Regions from separate parts of the Homo sapiens genome. Here region 2 is linked to region 1. A link is a loop called in an ENCODE intact Hi-C map of the cell type or tissue named here. Cell type or tissue: GM12878. All regions are shown on one strand. Each heading gives the region's core, and the rest is flanking DNA. Links, peaks and the distances in the headings are about the cores only. Region 1 overlaps LINC03088 (long intergenic non-protein coding RNA 3088). Region 2 has its middle 4.8 kb from the start of LINC00173.

Region 1 (2,916 bases), core at 264-2,763:
TTCACACACACTGGGATGGCTGTAATAAAAAAGATAGACTAGAACAAGTGTTGGCAAGGATGTGGAGAAACTGAACCCTTCAACATTGCTGGTGAGCACATAAAATAGTGTATCCCCTTTGGCAAACAATCTGGCATTTCTTTAGAAAGTTAAAGTAAGAAGAAGGGGAACGAAGAGAGGTTGATTAATGAGTACAAAGATATACTTAGAAGAAATAAGATCTGGCGTTCAATATAGTAGTAGGGTGACTATAGTCAAATAAATCAATTGCACATTTCAAAATAGCTAGAAGAGAATAATTCAAAGGTTCCTAGTATAAAGAAAAGATAAATAGACTGGGTGCAGTGGCTCATGCCTGTAATCCCAGCACTTTGGGAGGCCGAGGTGGGCAGATCACTTAAGCTCAGGAGTTTGAGACCAGCCTGGCCAACATGGTGAAACCCCCATCTCTACTAAAAATACAAAAATGAGTCAGGCCTGATGGTGGGCACCTGTAATCCCAGCTACTTAGAAGGCTGAGGCACGAGAATTGCTTGAATCCGGGAGGTGGAGGTTGCAGTGAACCGAGATTGTGCCACTGCACTCCAGCCTGGGCAACAGAGTAAGACTCTGTCTTAAAAATAATAATAATAAAAAGAGATAATTATTTAAGGTGATGGACATCCCAATTACCCTGATTTGATTATATGGTTGTATCAAATTATCACAGGTACCCTCAAAATATGTACGTCTTATATGTATGGAAAGAAAAAGGAAAGAAAGAAAGAAAGAAAAAGAAAAGTCAAGCCAGTGAATGGATAAACAAAACATGGCATATCCATACAATGGAATAATAGTTGGCAATAAAAAAAGTAGCAATAGCAAAGACATGGAATCAACCCAGGTGCCCATCAATGGTGGGCTGGATAAAGAAAATGTGGTACATAGGCACCATGGAACACTACACAGCCATAAAAGGAAAAAAATCATGTCTTTTACAGCAACATGGATGCAGCTAGAAACCATTCTTCTAAGCAAACTAACACAGAAACAGAAAATCAAATACTGCATGTTCTCACTTGTAAGGGGGAGCTAAGCTTTGGGTACACATAGTCATAAAAACGGGAATGACAGACACTGGGGAATACAAGAGGAGGGAGGATGGGAAGGGAGTAAGGTTGAAAACAACCTACCTATTGGATACTATGCTCACTACTGGGGGTGAGGGATCCATTCATACTTCCAACCTCAGTATCACGTCATATACCTTTGTAACAAACCTGCACGTGTACCCCTGATTCTAAAATAAAAGTCAAAAAGAGAAAAAAATAAAGAAAATGAATAAAGTATATGGTACTGATTCATGCTACAGCGTGGATGAGCCCTGAAAACATTACGCTAAGCGAAAGAAGCCATTGCCAAAGACCACATATTGCATGACTATTTATATGAAATACACAGACTAGGCAAAGGCACAGAGGCAGAAAATGGTTACCAGGGGGTGGAAGAAAGGGGAACTTGGGACTAACTGCTATTGGTATGGGGTTTTTGGGGTTTTTTTTTTTTTGGGAGGGGGGGTTCTTTTAGAGGAGAAAAAGCTGCTCTAAAATTAGATTGTGGTGATGGTTGCACAGCTCTGTGAATACTCCAAAAGCCCTTGAATAGCATGCATTGCATGGTATATGAATTATATCTCAAAATGCTGTTTAAAGAGAAAGATTACACAGTTCTCATGCTTTCGTGATCTTGGCCACATGTAGAGACAGTATCCGTTGGTGTCATCCTTGAACACAAAGGACAGTGATGTAAGTGCTAATAATTATGACCTGTTAAATGCATAAGCAATTGGTAGTCATAGTCAGTTCAGATTTCCAATATTGGATTACTATATCTTTATCGTATCATTTACTACTGTAATATGATATTCTACATCCACAGCCAGCACTATAAACAGTGATGTTAATTTTAGGTCTGTGAGGGCAGGGGAATTTTAAGAGTGCCAGAGCCTCTTCCCATAATCTGCCTAGTTCCGACAAAGGGAAACGCTGGCTACTGTCCCTCTAAGCTGAAGTCAAATGTGAACCCAAAGGACTTTGGCATGCAGCCACCAGTCCATCCTGTTTGCTACCAGTTCGGGGTTTTGTGTGTGTGTGTGTCGTTAAGTTTTCTCCTTGGCTGTCAGTCAAGCCTCTTCTGTGGTTTTTTTTGGTTGTTGTTGTTGTTTTGTTTTTTGGGTTTTTTTTTTTGAGATGGGGTCATGCTCTGTTGTCCAGCTGGTCTCAAACTCCTGACCTCAGGTGATCCGCCTGCCTCAGCCTCCCAAAGTATTGGGATTACAGGCGTGAGCCACTGCATACGGCCAAAATTCCATCAATTTTTTTTTCTTTTGAGTCAAGTCTCGCTCTGTTGCCTCAGCTGTAATGCAGTGGTGCAATCATAACTCACTGCAGCCTTGAACTGGTGGCCTCAAGCAATCCTTCTGTCTCAGCCTCCTGAATAGCTGGGACTATAGGCATGAGCCTTTTTTTTGGGAGGGAAGGGGGTGGATGGGGTCTTGCTCTGTTGCCCAGGCTGGAGTGCAGTGGCACGATCTTGGCTCACTGCAACCTCTGCCTCTTGGGTTCCAGCAATTCTCCTGCCTTAGCCTCCCGAGTAGCTGGTATTACAAGCACACACCACCACGTACAGCTAATTTTTGTATTTTTAATAGAGATGGGGTTTCACCATGTTGACCAGGCTGGTCTTGAACTCCTGACCTCAAGTGATCTGCCTACCTTAGCTTTCCAAAGTGCTGGGATTACAGGCATGAGCCACTGCACCCAGCCCTCTTCTTTATAGTCTTTACCCTGCAACCCCATCCCTCCCAGGGTGGTGCTGGAACCACAGCCATGAGGATGATTTGAAAAATCCCCACTGCCTTGACCGAGTGAAATTGAA
Region 2 (2,916 bases), core at 103-2,602, 140 kb after region 1:
TGGGTTGTTGGGAAGATTCAATGAAATGATACATGTCAAGCACTTAGCACACAGTTCCAGGAATGCTGGAAGTGCTCAGAAAGGTTACCTATGAGGATTAGCACTGATCAGTGCAGCAGAAAGCTGTGTTTGAAATGCATTGCAGGGCCTGGTACACAGACACCAGCTTTCCAGACACTCAGAGGACAGAATAGTGGTTTGTAAACATCCTCCTAAACGGAAGCATGACATGGCTTGCTCATGTAAGTTCTCCTGGAATGGTGATGTAAGCTCCCAGGACCAGGAGGGAATAACAGGAATTGGGATGTTTTTCTCCATTCTGGCAGGATCCTACCTACAGGGAGTCCCCAGAGGCTGCCTGCCCTGGGGGCACAGAACCCAGAGACTAGAAAAAAACTGTGCAAAGGTATCCTCTTCCTTCTCTTTTCTGGGAAGCTGCTCCACTTACATGTTAAGGTCTGCATCCTTGGCCAATAAATCAGAAGCCCACAAATCTTGACCCCATCTGCAAGGCCGTGGGTGCAAAGGGCAAGAGATGGGAATCGGGAGGTGTGGTTTCTCAGATCCCCTTGGCACTCATTTGACGTGTTGTCAGTTTCCTGCCTCTTTCTGAGCTATTGTTCCTTAATTTAGGGTAAGTAGACATAGATTCCAGAAAAATTGCTGATTTGCAAGTTTAAAAAATCTGGGGTGTCCTTTGTTTAAATAAAAGTGTACAAGGAAACTGAATCTACAAAGAGACACAAGAATTGCTGGATGGTTGAAATAGAGGAGGGGAATCCCATAGCCACAGGTCACCCAGCCACCTGCTCTCTTCCACTGGCTTCCTCCTTCCCGCACATTTTGAAAACTACTGACTAGAGTGAATTCCTGCAGCAGGGGCGGGGCTGGAGGCACAGGGCAGGATAGAGCATGGAGGAGGGAGGTGGTCCCGGTGGTGGTCTCTAGCAGCATGAAGATGCAGAGGAGCTGCTGTATGGGTCTGCCTGCCCATTAGTGACAGTGTGACACGGGAGTTTAGGACATCAGGTCTTTTTGTCGATTCCTCCTTCTTCTGGTAAGAGCACCCCAGTTTTCTTTGGGGGAACCACTCACTCTTACTGTGTCCAGGTGGTCTGGCTGGGCTTCAGCAGTGACTGGAACCTGGGCACTTAGATCAGTCCATCCCTGTTGCCAGAGTCACTGCTTCAGCAATGGGCAGCTGAATCTATCAGAGCACACTAAACCTAACCCTGGGACTTTTATGGAGGCAACCAGGAAAAAGGCTGGATTTGACTCTGGAAAGATGTAAAACAGGTGAAGTGAGCCAATCTAAACATGAAACCAATACAGGGAAAAGCAAAGCCAAAAAGCTAGAGAGAGGGAAATTCCTAAAGACTTAACTGAGGGCCTGGATCCAGCCATGCCTGAAGCTTATCCAGACCTTGCTTCTCAAATAATACAATGTACATTTTCCATCCGGTTTAAGTTCATCTAAGTCAGGATTTTGTCACTTTGCAACTGAAACCTCATGACCAATACACATGGGCAGTTTATTTAACCTCTTTCAGTTTCCATTTTCTCATTTACCAAGTATCTCTAAAAATCTATATAAAGCTTACCTTCAAGCAGATCTGTACATATACACACATATATCACAGCAGCAATAAGATATTATCAATAGTGGTAACTATTTTGCATATGCATTAGTGTTAAAGAAGGCAAAACAAAGATTGGTTAATATCAGTTCACTTTCTTTTCTAAATGAGAATGGAGGGGGAGTAAAAGTTAAATAAATGTCCATTACCAACGGGAATGGAGGAAACAGGAGGAGGCCACGTGCTGACCAGAAAATGGGGAGGGGTCTGATGGAGGCTGAGGTTCCCACAGTTCTGCAGATGGAGGCTGAGCCCGAGGGAAACCCCTCAGCCCCTATCAGCCCCCAGGTCCTTGAGGCCTGGGAAAACCAGAGGGACAACTGAGATAGATCTGTCTTAGGAGCAGAAGGTTCAGAGGCCCAGACCCTATAAATGTGGGTCATGCCCCAAAGAAGACACTGCAGCTCATGGCCAACTTGATGCATGGGGCCAGATCTTCCCTGGACAGACAAACTGGCCTTTTGTGGCCGAGAGAGCTGTTCCCGGGGATTGCCATCTTGGAAGGCCATTGTGGTCTGCTCAGGAACCCTTGAAATCGAAAGCCCTGCGCTCTCCTTGTCACAGCCGTCGCACATAAATACCACCAGGGGGGATTTCCCATGGAATTTTTTGCAACCACTCAAATGTTTCATTTCCCATTGTTTGCCAGTCCCTCTCAGAGCCTCAACTGTCAAAGCAGCAGCAAACACAGGCTGCTTTTCCCCCAGGATCCCATGGCGCTCGCTCTTGCGTCCCCTCCATGTTGGGAAGCTGGCATTGGCAGGATATCATCAGCTCAGGCCCGGGAATAAGGTCTGTTAGTCAACTAGTGAAGCAAGTCAGCGAAGGGAATACCCGGCCCTGCCCAGCCCATGCTTGCTGGGGAGGCACAGTTCTGTGCAGTCACCCTCGTTATAATTATCATCATGGTGACGAATAATTGCATTTATACAAAGAAATTCCTTCCACACATCTGAAGCACTTGACCAAAAAATACACAATGCAGCATTAATGTTTCACTTTTAGAATATGAACTTGGCCGGGTGCAGTGGCTCACCCGGGTGCAGTGATTAAATGCCTGTAATCCCAGCACTTTGGGAGGCTGAAGTGGGCAGATCACTTGAAGCCAGGAGTTCGAGACCAGTCTGGCCAACATGGCGAAAGCCCGTCCCTACTAAAAATACAAAAATTAGCCCGGGTGTGCTGGCTCTTGCCCAGCTACTTGGGAGGCTGAGGCATGAGTGAGAATCACTTGAACCCCAGAGGCAGAGGTTGCAGTGAGCCAAGATCGTGCCACTGC

The links. Hi-C counts contacts between places; a loop is a spot of excess contacts. Peaks named below come from ENCODE experiments on the same cell type or tissue, not always from the same donor. Only the 100,000 strongest peaks of a DNase experiment are listed, where the experiment ranks them.
Region 2: it touches region 1 in a loop (5-fold over the local background); 3 of 110 quality-filtered maps call a loop at or near these places.

What each region holds. Positions count from the first base shown.
Region 1 is chr12:116,676,109-116,679,024 of GRCh38, reverse strand. The region is part of intron 1 of LINC03088 (long intergenic non-protein coding RNA 3088); the gene reads right to left. Among named protein-coding and RNA genes, the nearest start is that of LINC03088, 16 kb to the right of the region's middle. In GM12878, for the core only: no CTCF peak of the experiment used is centred there; DNase peaks (open chromatin) are centred at 1,454, 1,784 and 2,114; H3K27ac peaks cover 1,337 bases.
Region 2 is chr12:116,536,811-116,539,726 of GRCh38, reverse strand. No RefSeq gene overlaps it. Among named protein-coding and RNA genes, the nearest start is that of LINC00173, 4.8 kb to the right of the region's middle. RefSeq lists an enhancer at 2,113-2,342. In GM12878, for the core only: no CTCF peak of the experiment used is centred there; DNase peaks (open chromatin) are centred at 1,506 and 2,226; H3K4me3 peaks cover 741 bases; H3K27ac peaks cover 2,040 bases.